2 separate regions of the Homo sapiens genome follow, and region 1 is linked to region 2. Evidence: chromatin loops called from intact Hi-C (ENCODE). Cell type or tissue: PC-3. All regions are shown on one strand. Links, peaks and the distances in the headings refer to the core of each region. The heading gives the core; the rest is flanking DNA.

Region 1 (8,412 bases), core at 1,825-6,824, 140 kb before region 2:
GTACTGATATTTTACTAACAGGGATTTTGAGGAAAGTATTGATATTTCAGTAACAGGGATTTTGCTTTCCTCATAATCTCAAAGACGTGAACAAATGAAAACCATGAAAGAGATTACCAGGAGATTAGGGTTGTGATCTAGCATTATTTGTAATTTTACAGAATTATCGTGTATGACAGCAGGAAGAGCCAGCAAGCTCATCTATTAATATAAAGTTGTTTCTTTCATTTCGTATTCAAGGAAACTTAAGTACAGTGAGGTTAAGTGATTCCCCTGAATCCTGACCATGAGCAAAATGCCTGGGTTCCAGACCCACTAGCTCATAGTTCGAAGGGCTTTTCATTTGCTAATATGCCTCTACTTTTTACAAATTTCCAACCATTCATTATAAATATTTATTTCAAATGTGTGTTTGTCAGAAAGAAATGTACCTACTGAAAATATCATAAATAGTTTCTTCTGTACTATCTCAAATTTTCTTGCCCTATTAGCCACACAATTCCATTTCTAGTTTTCTTCGCGTTCTTCTCTGTTTGTTTTTGTAAGTGGACACCATGGCTGGCTGTAGACTTCCTTGATTTTTCCACAGTTTGCTTCCCAAGCTTTAGATTGTCCTTTCTTTTTACACACTAGTGTGCTGTCTAATTTGCATACTGAAATGAAACCTTTATATAAAACACCTTAAAAGTTCTAGTATTTCTTCTTTATTTCTGACTTTTATTTTTGGAATACATTAACTCTAATTTGAAATCTTATTTTAAGGCCAGACATTCTAACTGTTGTTTTCTCTAATTTCTAATTAGTTATCTGTATTTTTACATAGCATTCTTACACAAGCTTATTTTAAACTCCCAGCATATTTTCTTAAATATCTGTCCTCTTTCTCCTAAAAGGTAAACTTGATCTTTCCTTAGGATTGATGTCATATGGATGTGATGAGAGAGAATTATTTTTTTAAGAAATATAATTTTCAATACAGATAAAAATATTTCAGAATCACATGTAAAAATGATAAATTAACTTGGTAGTGTCGGGGATTCAACATTTACTGCATTAGAATTCAGAACTAGACTCATGATTTCCATAGAATCGAAACTGCAAAGCTGATGTCTATGGATACTTATTGTCTTTTACACAGAGCTTTGTGTAAGAAATGAGGGAAAAAAGTCAGCTAAAAACTAGCAATCTGGAACATGTTGTTTTACAAATAGACGGAGCAGTCTCAGTAATGAAGACTAAGCTCAGGTGAATGTCAGTGGACAACTTGTATTAACGAGCAGCAGGTTACAATAAATAACAGTAAGATATGATACTCCCATGGCACATAAAGTGAAAAAAGCCGCTACTGAGCAAAAGCTCCCATTAAAGACAATCGCTGTACAAAGGATGATGAAAAGAATTTGCTCTTCTGAGTAGTTAAAGCAATATAAGCTAACAGACGCAGCAAGCAGAACAGAATAGTAGCCTCTATAAGAGACAAAGATACCTTCTTTCAAATGGTGATCAGCAGCTCCTACTTTCCACAGGCTCCTGCCCAATGAAGGCCCGGAGACAAGTATCCTGGGTTCTGCTGTTGTGTTTGATGCTTAATTATTTTACCTCTGAAGTCATTTTCTCTTTGACCCTTGGTTTTGAAGGTGTGAATTTACAGCACTTTTCTGTGTTCTTGTGTAAAAGACAATAAAAAGGAGAGGGAGCTGAGAGGTCATAAGAAATGGAGAAAAGAAATGAGAGGAAGTAAGTAGAAACAAAAGGCGCAGGGAGAAAGCCCACTGTTCTTTGAAAGACAGAGGCTTAGCGCTTCACTTTCATTGAAGGAAAATGGTGGGCTACACGCACAGGTCCTGCCTACCTGTTTGTCTGTACAGGGCTTTTATCAGTTGAGTGAGGCTGACTCTGATCTTGGCACCGTTGCCAGGATGACAGCACTGGTACCTGGGACGCTAGTGTGATGCCTCCTCCCTCCGAGGGGAGAGAGCAGCCGATGTTTTGTTCTCTGGCAGGCGCTCAGTGTGCACTAGAACCTGCATTTTGCTGCTGCAGCCTGACTTGAGCTTCCGTTACTTTCACGTCCTAAAATTTATTTTTTAATTTAAATGATGCCGTTTCACATCCCACTCCACTGAAGTTCTTTATGTACCCTGCCAAATTCAGCACTACCAAAAATGATACTTTGAAATTCCCAATTTAGGTGCAAGTAAGAAGCAGCTCAGCTGAAGGTGGCATGGAAAACATCATGAACTTGGGCCCTCTTACTTCATAATATTTTTATTTCTCCCAGGTCAAATGAAACCAGGAATCATTTCAGCTAAAATCAGGTAATACTATTCACTGGGCGGAGGGGAGGAAGCAAACTACATAAAAGAGCCTTGTTAGAAAACCCCACAAAATTGCTTTTGTCCTTTTTCTAAGATTATGCAAATAAAAAGGAGAAAAAATAGGGTAATTTCTTGGTGAACTGAACGGTTTCAGCATAGTCTGGTGTGGAACAGGAGGCGGTCATCTGTTAGGTTTCTCCACAATGACCTGTTTCTTCTACTAGTCAAATTGACAAGATAAACCACACAGACTAGAAACCCTCACTTCAATGACCAAAAGAAAAATGCTTTTTTCCATTAAAAAGAAATCTTATTTGAGAACTCTAATAGTATTAACCAGAAAGTCTATCAGTTCATATGATTAAACTCCTCTAAAAGGAATTCAGTAAAATGTACTGAAACAGTCACATCCTCAAAGCAGCATGATCAGCTGTTCAAAGATAAAGCTTATGACTGTCATGTTATTTTAATCATTATTTCCCAAGATATGTTGTCATTATATTTACTTTAAAAAATCTGTTTTATCTGCCACATTTATGCTTAGTTTTTTCTTATATTTAATTTTTAATGCAAATCAAATCATTCAAATCATGGTCAGTTTTCAGTTTCAATCTAAGAAAGAAAAAAGAAAGACAAATATAAATTGTTCTAAAATATATATTAATGTTTTCAACTATAATTGTTGATTTTGAACTAAAACATGCACAAAGTAAACAGACAAATGAATCACTGTAAAGTGTGGTCAAAATATTTTCTCCCCTGTGATTCATTTTTTTAACAATTTACAAAATAAAGTACATTTTAAAAGGGTTAATTTGATTACTAAAAATCAAAATCAAACATGCACAAACAGAGTATCTCAAAGCACAAAGAGAGTGCTGCGAAAAATGTGGTTAGCTTTTCCTGGGGATGGGGCAGAGAACAAATGCCATGGTTATTAGAATCACACAACCTCCCTGATTCTCACAGGAAATCTCGCTTTGTGGAATTTGAAAATTCCATATTCAATCATACTGTTAGTCACAAACCTGAAAATGATTCTCTAAATTGGAGTAAATGGTTTAAAATGGTTCTTTTTCCACTTTGGTTTGTTATATAAAAGGTTTTTCTTGCATATGTAATTCATTGCTTTTCTGTTATGTACCTCTAGATAGTACAGCTTACACATATGATAAATTAATTCATAATCTCATCAAACCACCTTGAGACATCAGTCATAACTGAGGTAATGACTACTTTGGGGGTGACGGTGCTATGGGCAGCAATGAATGGCTGTGGCAGCAGTATTGAAATGCAGCGTTACGGAGGCCTGTCACTTAGTTTTCACCCACAGTTTTAAGGGTGATCAGTGAAGATGTCGGGGAGACAGCTTTGAGGTTATGACACTGCAAAAACCAGGTTGTACTGAAATGAAAAACAATAGTGCTAGAGGGCATTTGAAACGTTCCTTAAGAAAGACTTCTAATTACTATGTTATTGTATGACACCTTGCCTGGGTAAGAGGAAAGAAAAGAAAAAAATAAGGACAAACCTGTTAAAGATAAAGAAAGCAGATGTGTATAAAGAATTAGGTTCATTCGACACTGATATTTCTGAAGAAAACTTTAAAAATATTGTAAGTAAAATAAAATCAGGAGAAAATGAAATCTTTACAGAAAATATTTCATACTGTCAAGGGCTTTTAAAACATGGTTCAGGAATTTTTATTTTTTCTATTTTAGAATTCTAACTGCGACATATTAAAACAAAATCAGCTCTGAGAGTAATTTTCCAGGCAATGTATGCTCCTTTTTGAGAAGCCAAACTCTGTCTTTTCTCTAAATAAGCACAATAAAATGGGCGAGCTGTCTGCAAGGGAGGGAAAAACAAAAACCAGCACAGATTGCTGGAAGAAACATCAACAGAAAAATGTGATACCGACAAAAAGCAACCTAAAATATATTTATAGGACACACGGCAATCCAGTCTGCTGGTCCAAATAGATTTTTTTTTAGCATAAGACTTTTCATTAGATCTTTTGCAGAAATAAAGTCCAACTCCCGCTTTTAAAAATCTCAAATGCAGGTGGAGAGTTTTAGTTTTGATTCACACTTACAAGTCCAGGGTCTTAAAGATAAGGCAACAGGTTTTGATACACTTCTACCCGGGTTAAAAAAGTAATTCATAAACTGTCTTATCTCACCTGTTAACTACTGGAAATAGGCAACTAATACAAACTGTGGGTATATTCAGGCAAGCAAATGCATACGAGTCGTCGCTGGCTGTTATGGGTAAACCAAGGAGTACATTTCTGTCAGGGAAATACAGGTGGAAATCAACAACAACAAAAAAATGCACACTCCTCACTTCTATCCCCAGTCTGCAACCAGAGAATGAATGCATGATTCTGGGCCCTGAGGTTTTTTGTTTGCAGATACTTGAATAGTGACGTGGCACTCAAACTGCTTCTTTGGAACTCCTTTAAAAGTAAACAGAGGCTTCCCCCCTTCTCTGCTAATTATATAGTTTGTTTATAAAGATGCAAGCTCTTTATTGTTCATAATCTCAGCTATCACTTGCTTGGGCATCTATTCGGATCAACAGCATAGAGTTAAGTGGAAGAAAAAGCTAAATGTGATTGCTGTCTGCAAAGCAAGGATGAATTTTTAGATTTTAAGTGCTGTTCTTATGTTTCATATTAAAATACTGAATTCAAGTCACAGGTTCAGAGTCACTGCACATTTAGGGCTTTTTGTATTTAGTTAAACATCTGTCATTTAAAAAAATCTAGAATACTGGCATAGGTTAGAATAAAATCTAGTGTGCATCCTGCAATTCTACAGATTCCATTGCTGGTGGCCATACATCTTTGATGGCAAAACTACACTGGTTGTAGCACCATAAAAATCAATAAATATTAACCTTTTCTGACACTTTGTGCATGGATACTTTATCAATTGCTGTCAGGTAATAGAACAGTCAGTGATGAACTATACTTCTCAGCTAAGGAATCCAAGACAAATTATAAATCGGTGTAAATTAACAGACTTTTTAAATTAAAAAAATTAGTAACAGATTTTATTTCCTGTAAGAACATAAAAGCTAGTAAGCTTACTTACATTTTGAGTAGGTGCCTTTGGTGGGATGTAAATATCAAGCAGCACTTTAATCAAAAGAACTAAACACTAAACACATTTCTACAGGCGCCTCGTATAATTAGATGGATTATATATAATCCACTTTTGAACTTCAGGTGACATGCTAACTAAGAAGGGGGGAAATATTACTTCCTAACACCCTAGTTTATTTCTGGTAGCAATCCACATTCTTTTGGATGAGATACAGGTAATATCTAGCATAATTTGTAGAAATTCGAAGGGGAAAACTGTTCAGTAGAACGAGAGTGTCACTTTATGCTGGGAAACTTTCCATATAGTCACTGTAATAGTGACTCTTCAACACTAATCCCACGCTATCCTCAGGGTCCCAATTATTGGGCTCGCGGTCCATGAGGTACATACTGTACACAGCAAGAGAACAGACTGTAGGTTTGGAACTACGACAACCGACACACTAAGGGCTTCATTCTAGTTACTTCACGGGAAATAGTCCATGACTTCGTTCTTCCAACATTAGTTTTTAGCTTTGCAGCTGTGACAAAATTTCACCAAACAGTCTAACGTATTGATCAACTAATAATGTAAATTCAAAACTAAACTCTTAATATCTTAAGTCTGGTAATTTAAATAGCAAAGTCTATCGCTATTTGCATTCTCTTTTCAGTATATGCATTTCTACGCCTTATGGGTGACAAACAAACTGTGTTTTCATGGTCCAGTTCCCTTCAAAAATACTGTGAAATTTCAATAGGGCAGCAATTCAGACAAATAACTCATCCTTCAGATGGAAAATAAATGCTTCACACATAAAGTAACAGCTGTAAGAAAGAGAACTGCAATGTGCTAAAATCACTATTAACGTAATATCAGCCTAAGAAGAATCAGAATTCTCAGGAAAATAAAAATGTATTAGTTATATCTCTCTGGGCTGTAAATTTAAAAAATGGATTTTTTGGCTGGGCATGGTGGCTCACACCTGTAATCTCAGCACTTTGGGAGGCCAAGGCAGGTGGATAGCAAGGTCAGGAGATCGAGACCATCCTGGCTAATGTGGTGAGACCCCGTCTCTACTAAAAGTACAAAAAAATCAGCTAGGCATGGTGGCATGTGCCTGTAGCCCCAGTTACCTGGAAGGCTGAAGCAGGAGAATGCTTGAACCCAGGAGGCAGAGGTTGCAGTGAGCCAATATTGTCCCACTGCACTGCAGCCTGGGCGACAGAGTGAGACTCCCATCTCAAACAAAAAAAAAAAGATAAAATAAAAAATAAATAAATAAAACAAAATAATACGGATATTGCAATATGATCTAACACTTTTTCATTCCTCGAAAAGAAGTGGATTCTCATAAGATGCTGGAGATGAGAAACACATGCATATCAGCCAAGTACGTTACTGAGTATCTGGTCCCCACTGAGGCTTTGTGGGTGAAAGCATGACTGCCAGACAAGCATGGAGAGGAAGCGCCCCAGATGGGCACCAAGGCAGACAGACTCAGGGCTCCAGCCGCCCCGTGGACCAGCAGGTCCCTATAAAAACATACTGGAGGCCCAGGCACCAACTGCCTTATAAAAAGCACGTTTCTGAAATGACTAACATCTTTAAAATGTTAAACTTCAGGTCAGAAAGATTAAAAAGATTTCTTACAAACCGGTCAAAGTAGGGAAAGTCTTGGGTTTCTGTTCTCCAGTCATGCTTGATTCGCATCAAGACTGGGTTTCCTGTTTAGCTCTCTGATCCCAAGCTATGCTGGGGTAGGTACTTTCCCAGCCTTTCCTCCATGTTTGGCATCAATCTTTAGCTCAGATAGAAAACAAACAGAAGAAATATAAAATCTTGCCAGATCATCCAAGATAAAGAAGACCTCCTATAGCCAAGGCTGATGATCTTCACTTTTCTCTGATAACGAGCACCTGTGAGACTGCAGCGCACTTCACAGCTTCAAAAGCCACTTTCCCTGCTGCAGGGGAGATTCGTGCAAAAAAGTTTCTGGTGGACATAAGAATCACAAGCTCCTTTCCTCTAGTTTATATTAATAATACCTTAGAAATGCATGGCACTAAATGGTTTGCAAAGAACTTTCACACATGATCTAATTTAATGAGGGCATGGCAGTTAATCCAGCCATCAGATCCACACCACAGCGATCTTCAACCCAACACATGGAGCATCCAAATCTGGAAATGAAGATCATCTATTTTTAGTCTAACCGATTTTATTCTAACACAATCCTGCCATCCTGCAGAAGTCTCTGAGAATATGGAGAATCTGCATATGAGGTGGGAAATAACTCGAGCCCTGGAATACCTTTGTCAACTCTTATATGAAGGAATAAAACAATCCTCAACGAATAACATCATCACCGTTGTTGCGAAAGTTTTTCCTTTATTTTGGAGACTTCAGCCTCAAAGCTAAGTATCCTAGCCTACGAAAGCATTTTTCTGTAGCTCTATATTGGCACCAATAGGCACAGGAAAGAAACGAAGGGGGACCCAGCAACTCCATTTGCTACTTGAGAAAGGAATAACATACATGCTTAACCCATGTAATACCATTCTCAGCAACTCTGATTTATTACAACCCTATTTATACTTGAAATGCTATATTCAAATATTTGCTTAGCAACCCATTATAGTACATTATGTGTTGTGTATGTGTTTTTGCTTTTTGCTCTATGCCTGGAATATCATGATCCCTCAATTAATGAACCATCGGTGAGAAAACCTACTACAAGCTGGAGCTACATGAAAGCAGGTTCCTGTGGAGCAAATGTGCCCACCCAGTATGCCCCTCCTGCAGCATGGCCCAAACAGCCAAGGGAGAGTGAGCAAGAGGCCAGAGAGCACAAGAAAAGGGTGGTGACATGCACATGCTACACCGACTTCAGACACCCTCAAATAACAGGGCAAGAAATCCAGCATCTGGATCAGCAGGCCATGAGAGATCAGTGAAAGTCCTTTGTTATTGCTAAGTACATTACAGAAACCACTGGATGTCAG
Region 2 (8,412 bases), core at 1,471-6,470:
GGAAACAGAGTATTTTATCAAATCACATTATTTATTCTTTTCTCTAACAGTTTAAGACCAAGAACAGGATATGACTGTATAAGGCCACTCAGCTTTAAAATGCACATGAATTTCACAGCAGAATCCTACATGATCATTCAGTACATCAAGTGGTGAGATTACTGATTTAAAAAAAAAAAAAGCAAAGGTGCATCACCTTTGACGCTTAAATCTAAAACTTTTGGCACTCAGATTTAAAATATCCACACAAACTGCCTTCCTTAACAACTTGCCTTCTCCAGTCCACCGCAGCATCCACTTCATCTTCTTGACCACTAAATGAGCTCCAAAAGGTTGGTCCTCATCTCTCTCTCCCTTTCCCACTAGTTTCAGTGCTTCTGATCCCAGTGGAGGGCTCTACCTTCACACCTGGCCTCTACCTTCACTTCTACAATTACACATACAACTTCCAGTTCAGCATCGCCACTTGAATGTCTGAAACTACTTCAAACCTATCTATTGATTAGCAAAGACTGCTCAAAATGAGTTCCTCTCACAGTCTTTTGCATCTCAGTTAAAGGCACCATCACATCCACATAATTCCTCTTTCATTTACATCTCACATACAATCCATCCTTCAGCAAGTGCCATCAGCTCTGCCTTCAACATTTATCACCAATCTGACCACTCCCATTACTGTGGTGCTAACTACAGTCATCTCTCACTTGAACTAATTCCTTTCACTCCTTCTCCATGCTACGACCTTCCAGCTTAGACCTCCATACACTCTAATGGTACATGGAGACTTTGTATGTATGTGCAAAGGGTACATAAGCAAGAACTGTTTAAAATTACCAATTCCTGATCTAGACTCCATTAATAATCTTTTGTATTATCGATAAGCCTAAGAAAGCTCTTGAAGTATAACCATACGCCAGTTCTTCTTAACCACCTATTTAACTCACAACTGCCTTTTCCTCACTTAACAGAAGAAAGGCATTCTTCTTGCCCATCATCTACCTTGCTCCAAAGTGGAAAAAACCACTGGGACACCAAAGAAACCATCATTATAAGAAAAACCTTCTTAAAATCAAGGAGCCATAAACTGAAACCTAGAGATTTCACTATGCACTTTCCTAGTTTGTACATATTTCTATAAAGAGAAAGCATGACATTAGGCATAGGGCACTTGGCCCAAATTCAGATGTTCTAAATTCAGGTATACTGCAAATGGGATGCTGAGAGTGACAATAACTTTTGCTTAACAATTTTTTGCCTTGTGAATCCCGAACAATTATCAACCAAAGATATCACTTCTAAATGAGAGCAGTGTAAAAGAAGAGGAGGAAAGAAATATTAAAGAGAGCAGAATTTCATTTCACTTTTGCATAAAATTGCATGGCGAAGATGCATGCCGGATCTAAGAGTGGGATTACCTGACGTTTTGCTGTTTTTTTTCGTAAAAGAATCCTGGGAAATAACTTGTTATAAATCATACCCTATCTGCAGTTTTACTATGCGAGGTAAGAAAAAGAGCACTCTTATTTACCCACGGTTCGGTCTGTGTTAGCTCCACATTGTTTATGATTTGGAGGAGGAGGAGGTGAAAAATTCTACATTTATTCCCCACAGACCAATATTACATCAGTAAAAGAAACATGTCTCTGATATAATTTAATATTTTTATTTTCTTCAAAGAGGAACATTACCATTAGCTTTTTTATTGGGTACTATCCTTTGACTAAATGCCCATGTCTATCAAAGTGATGACACTCAACAAGCACAAGCACTTCTCTATTTATTCATTCTTACCATGTACTCATTAGAATTAGATTAACTTTAAAAAAAATGTAATTGATCCTATCATAACAACATATACAATAGGTGAGCATATGTACTGTTTAAGCAATATAGCTAATAATCATTAGAACTCTATTTGTAAGCCCCACAATTATAGTATCTCAGTAACATTTACATTTACCATTATTTTCCATTAGACTTTCCCTTATTCTAGCAATAAATTTCATCCATAGACACAAAAATTGAAATTTAAAAATTTTAAAGTCTCAGTAAGTCATTCAATTCCAATACCATTATACATTTTATGCTTAATAATTATCAAACTCTTTATAGACTTTGTTGTTTCAATCGTTTTAATAGTAATTACAATAATCCTTTCTACACATTTTTAACACTTAGAGCTTTATGAGCAAAGATACTAAAATATAAAAAATGCTAAGTGCTGGCCGGGCGTGGTGGCTCACACCTATAATCCCAGCACTTTGGGAGGCCAAGGCCGGTGGATCACCTGAGGTCAGGAGTTCGAGACCAGCCTGATCAACATGGAGAAACCCCTGTCTCTACTAAAAATACAAAATTAGCCAAGCGTGGTGGCACATGTATGTAATCCCAGCTACTCGGGAGACTGAGGTAGGAGAATCATCTGAACCTCGGAGGCGGAAGTTGCGGTGTGCCGAGATCGCGCCATCGAACTCCAGCCTGAGCAACAAGAGTGAAACTCTGTCTCAAAAAAAAAAAAATGTGAGGTGCTGTGGCATACTCCTGTAATCCCAGCTCTTTGAGAAGCTGAGGTGGGGGATCGCTTGAGCCCAGGAGATCAAGACCAGCCTAGGCTAAACATAGTAAGACCTCATCTTTTATTTTTTAAAAATAAAACAATTAAAAAAACCTTACATCAATGTATGTGTCCGTGAGTATGTACTGATACCCAGAAATGATAAGATGATCATTAAAATATGTCCACATACAAATACAATAAAATCTGTGGGGGAAATAAGGGATGTGAGTTCAAGAAGAAAAACAAATTTTCTGACAGTTAAAGAACTTATTCATGTACTTTTAAATGAATGGACGGTGGGAATCAAATCATCATGGTGTTAACATTCTATTGGATACATTTTAAAGTGGTACAAATATTACTTTACTATGTCAATTTTTATTCTACACTTGAAATTATATCCTGTCCAACTTCTGTACTTAGGATGAAAATACTCAGTTGCCAACAACTGGGGCAGGGGATACAGAAGTTTGAAATACTATCATAGGGGAACTTGAGCACCATACTATAGCATAACTAGTGTGACTGTTCAAAGTCTTGCTTGCCCTGTGAAAACCTTCCCATGAATATCCATGCACAACGAAGACTACCTCCATGACTCTCGGGACCCTGCTCATGTCTCTTTACAAGCTGGCCTGTATGTGTGTTACAGCCACAGGACCCTCCTTCAGCACATGCAGCCCAACACTTTCAGTTCCTAATTCAGTTTCACTGTACTTTCTGTTCCCTCCACCTAGAATACTCTTTAATGCTGCCTTTCTCATCATTCACGTTCCTACTCAGCCTCAGAATACAGGGACTCTCTTTGCATTACTTCTTGCAAATAATGCAGGCTAATTTGCCCGAAAAGCCTTAAAAAGGCTTCAGAGGTGCCTACTGTAAACAATCTATCTACAATCACCTGTTGCTTCCCGTTATTATCTCCATGGCATCTACTGCTTTCTGAAATTATTTATGTGCTTCTTCACTTACTTTCCAGTTCTGCCATAACAATGTAAGCTCTATGGGTAAGAAGTGTTTATTTTGCTCACCACTCCATTCTTAGAACCTAAAACCATGCCATGCCTGAGAAAATTTTTGCTAAATTAATCATAGGTGTGAGGTAAAGGTGACTCATAGTCCTAGAATAGCTTCTACATGTCAAGCACTCTGCTGGGACACTTACTCAGTCTCACTCTATTTACTCCTTATGAGAATTTTCTAAAGGGAGTATTATTCCTTATATTTTTAGTTGAATAAACGGAGTTTCAGAGGTTAAGTAACTCGGACAAATTGCATCAGTTAATAAAATGGAGGTGACAGGATTTAAACTCAGGTACTGGATCTTAATCATCCTCTGCTAGAGCTTTATCCACTATGACATGTTGTCATTTTATTTCCCTTACAGTATTTTCATTTATCATCTTGTTTGATCCTCACAACAGTCCACATCTTATCATATCTGCTTTCCAGAAAATGAAACTAAGGCTCTGAGAGTCAAAAAGCTATGTCCATGGAAATAAAGCTACTTAGGGACCAACTGGAACTCAGGTCCTCCACCCCTGGCTCTCGCCTTCCTCCTACAACCCCCCATTGGCATAGGCTAAAGCAGAGATTGGTGAATTACAACCAGGTTGACAGGTGAATCAACTTCCCAACATATCACACTGTGCCACTGTCAAAAGCTTGAGAGTTTACAACTGCCACAGACTTTCTGAGATAAGATAAAGACAATCAACATTAGCCATACTAAGGAAAACCTAAGTAATCCTAAGTAAGGGGCGCGGCCTAGCCAAGGTGTGGGCCTGCAGTCACAGCAGGCCCTGCGCCATCCAGCCACTGCTCCAGATTTGGCAGGAAACCTAAGTGCACACGTGATGGCTTGGAGTTCTACAAAGTATAATCTTACTCGTTTAGTATTATTTTAAGATATTTTCCCAAGTTCTAGTGTATAAGGATAAATCATTTAAAAACTCAAGAAAATTTTTAACAAAAAGAGTTACATCACTAGGAAAAAAATGTATTGGAAATAGTAAAGTCTGTAGAATATACATCCATAAGCTCTTCCATTAAACAAAGAATGAAAGAGGACGAGTCGAGAAGTCAAGTAGGAGTATCTCAATTTTCTCACACAACGTAACATCTTCATTTGCTTGCACAATGCTCAAATCTGTCTTAAAACAATGAACAATGAATGACTTCAAAACATTATAATCAGTTCCAGTTAAAATTGCAGATATAATTTATACTGACTCTTGTCTCTACCTATACCAGGTGGAGACCCTTTAACAGATGGTGTTCATTCCCACCTAACAATGATCAAACAGCAACAGGAAAACTTTGGTTCAGTTTAACAGAAGTCAGGTCTCTACTCCAAAGTATCATAAATGTATTGATAACATTCTTATATTTTTACTCTTCCCATTATAAAAATAAAAAGTTGTGGGGAAAACAAAAGATAATTATGGAATCAAAAAATCAGATAATGCTAGATTTAACAGTATGCTTATGTTGCAGTCTGCTACTAGACAATTTGCATTGAAAATGTAAGTAGGTATTTATCTTTATCACTACAACTATAAATAGAAAAGTGTAAATCAGACTATTGTGACAGTTCAACTGGAGAATTTAGGAGCAGAAAGCAGAAAGATTTTCCGCAATATATGAGAAATTCAATTATTTACTTAGGCTTAAATCCAAAATGTAATCAAATCTTAAAAATGCAATCAAAGATTTTTAAATAGCAGAAGAGTAAGATGAAAGACGATTATTTTCATTATAGAAGTTCTGAAATGAAAGCCCAAGTAAAAAGAAAAAGGAAACACCTTCATCAAGGTGTGTGACTATGTTCTAAAATAGTCTTTCATCATACAAAAATGCACCTCCTATAACACAGCAGAACTTCAACATGGGGGGAAAAAAGAGGTCATTTTTTAAAGTAAACTGTTGTTATAAGGTAACTTTTAATTTGTGCACATAATGTCAATTGCTATGGTGAATGCACGTCGGGTCACTGAAACAACGGTAGCTGAATTCAGATGTGACCTGGCAGCCCAGGTGTTCAGGAAAAGTGCTGTTAACAGTGAGGATTGATGATCTAATCAAACTGTCACAGCCAGATCCTCGGCAGGGTGGTTGGAAGGAGGTGGAGGAGGATAATATTCAGAAAGCAAGCACATGCTTAGTGTTACTTTAAATTGATGCTGACATTTTCAATTGTGAAAAGAAATTTTTTCCTAAGTAATATAGGAAACAACTCGGCTAACCTTCCGGAGAATATCAGATAATCATGGTAGGTTGTGGTACAAAAGCTAACTTCTCAGAAATGTGAGCACATATGAAATACAAATAATCAGACGTTTTAGAGACTGGCTATAGTAATCAGCATTTTAATTACTTTCTGTTTTCTTAGATGTATAGTACCATTGTGATGAATATCCTCTCCACATACAAACAAAGCAATGTATTTAGCCTGGTATTTTTGCATCTGAGTGTGAAATTTTCCCAAAAGGGTACAAATAACCAAGATCCATGTGCTGATTAACGAAAGACTTCTCTGAAGTCATGTGTTAATTAGAATAATTAATATGTTCCTTACTGAATATGCCAGGCATTTGTCACATGGCATGCTTACAAAAACTTTGATTGGACAGTCAGCTTTAAATAAACCCTGAATCATTAAGGGTTTTTTTTTTTTTAACTCATTGATGATGACAATTTTATAAAACTGAGTACTCAATTTTTAAAATAACAGTTCCTTCCAGAAAATCACTAGACTAGCCTACATTTGTGTGATGATTTACATCACACAAATGAATTCAAGTATGCAAAGAAGTACACAGATAAAAGGAAAAAAAAAAAGACAATGAAATATGTCTAACTTCAACCAAAATAAGTCCTCAGCCAATCCTCCCACTGCAGGTCCCATCAGTTATGAAAAGTGCTCACAAAGACTTTGGGCTTCAGAGGCACTCGACGCGTTCCTGTTGTTCTGTATTCCTGGCAACGTCCCGATCTTTCGATATGCAACCTTTACTCTGAAGCCAAGGACAATCAAGTTTGTTAAATTGCTTCATGTTTTCAAGGCACGTTGTAAAGCATTCTCGTGAACATTTTTCGCTCCGTCATTCCTGACCTTTTTGAAACCATGCTCCAGAAAGTATTAATATTGATAAAAACCACATTATCTCTGTCATTCACAGCTGACACACAGACCCAAGGTAACACAACACAGCTTCCCTGGTTTGTAAAACATATAAATGTGACCAAACTAGAAATACTAAACTTTCTCTTTCATGCGCAATCAGAATAAGCTTGTATGTTTTCTGGTAAGACTGACCCATTCTTTAAAATCTGCCTTTTCGAATTCTTTAATAAAATTTAGTAAGATATCAGAGAAATAACATAATGCATTGCAGAAAATCAACTTAAAATTGCTAAAATATAGGAAGAAAATATTCCTCTCCTAAAAATAAACACTATGCATTCTCAACAATGCAAAATGAATTTTGTCACTTTCAGTACTTTATAGAGAAAAATCCCACAGACACATTCTAGATGCCCATTGATAACCAGGTCCTTCTTCTCAGAAAACAGGAAGTTTCCAGGGTCTCCCTATCGATGACAGGACCAGCACCAGCACTAGCACTGCAATGAACCAGAGGGCTGGACCAACGGGGTATCCCCATTAGGGACGAAGTGCCAGGAAGAACAAACCCACAACCACCACAGTGCTGATGTCAGCCCCAAATCCATCTCCCCAAGAGCACGGGAGCAAACAGGTCTTCCCCTCACTCCAGTTAGCTCAGGATTGAGTGAAGCACTGAAATACAAGGCTGTTACAGGGCTTTCTTTTGACTCTGACAGGTAACAAAACTGGCTAAGGGGGTGGTAACGCTGGACTTAGCTCTCATTAGCTACCACCCTGGAACAGTCAGAATGAGTCTCAATATAATTATTTAAAAAAAGAAAGGTAACATTATAACCACTCCAAATTTATAACTTTTGAATTCTATATGGCCTGAGATACCCTGAAATTCCTACACACTGGCAAAGTTAAAAAAAAAGAAAAAAACAACAACAAAAAAACACATTCCTACTATTGGTTGGTTGATTGCTGGCTTAATGTCAGAACAGACTACCATATTTATCATTAATCTTAACTTGACAATGTATTGCAAACTTAATTATTACAGTTTCCCTGGAACATCAAAAGCTCTATAAAACATGCATATGCATTAAAACTAAGCGACATAAAAATATGCAATTTAAATATATTTAGTGTTACTGTTTTCTTCCACTGGATATCCACTATTTGTCAAACACTTAGAATATTTCACAAAATTTTCCGTCAAACAATTGTTAACAAAAAGGAAGAGTAAGAGAAAAATTTTCGAACTGACCTGAAGCAAAGCAAATTAGAAATTTCTCTGAAATCTTACAATTATTCTGCTACATAAAATTTGGATTTTAATATAATATTTTCCCTCTCCTTCCAATACATACAACAAAACAACTACCACACATTGTCGGTTGTGAGCATTCAGTGGAAGACTATTCATCTGCAACAAAATAAAAATGCCTTTTCCACAACAGTTCAAAGTGTAGAATTTACACTAGGAAAATAATAACTTGAAAAAATGTATATGTAACATTGTTAACAGAGTAAAAATGTACTATGCCTATTAACTAGTAACATCATGATTCACATAAACAATAGGTTAAAAGGCCACTAAAATTATGTAAACTCACATTTACAAATTGACATGGAATAATGCCCATAACATATAGACTAAATGCAAGTTGAAAAACATTCTGTAAATATATTTGTACGTAGTATAACTATATGTACATTTATATATACATGAGAATTGAGA

The links. A loop is a pair of places that touch in the nucleus more often than their neighbours do. Peaks named below come from ENCODE experiments on the same cell type or tissue, not always from the same donor. Only the 100,000 strongest peaks of a DNase experiment are listed, where the experiment ranks them.
Region 1: it touches region 2 in a loop (3-fold over the local background); 1 of 110 quality-filtered maps calls a loop at or near these places.

What each region holds. Positions count from the first base shown.
Region 1 is chr18:74,941,174-74,949,585 of GRCh38, reverse strand. The region is part of intron 8 of ZNF407 (zinc finger protein 407); the gene reads right to left. Among named protein-coding and RNA genes, the nearest start is that of PTGR3, 260 kb to the left of the region's middle. In PC-3, for the core only: no CTCF peak of the experiment used is centred there; a DNase peak (open chromatin) is centred at 4,735; H3K4me3 peaks cover 523 bases; H3K27ac peaks cover 3,214 bases.
Region 2 is chr18:74,802,125-74,810,536 of GRCh38, reverse strand. All of the region lies in intron 4 of ZNF407 (zinc finger protein 407), which reads right to left. Among named protein-coding and RNA genes, the nearest start is that of ZNF407, 210 kb to the right of the region's middle. RefSeq lists enhancers at 3,359-3,408, 3,393-4,592. In PC-3, for the core only: no CTCF peak of the experiment used is centred there; a DNase peak (open chromatin) is centred at 3,626; H3K4me3 peaks cover 905 bases; H3K27ac peaks cover 2,176 bases.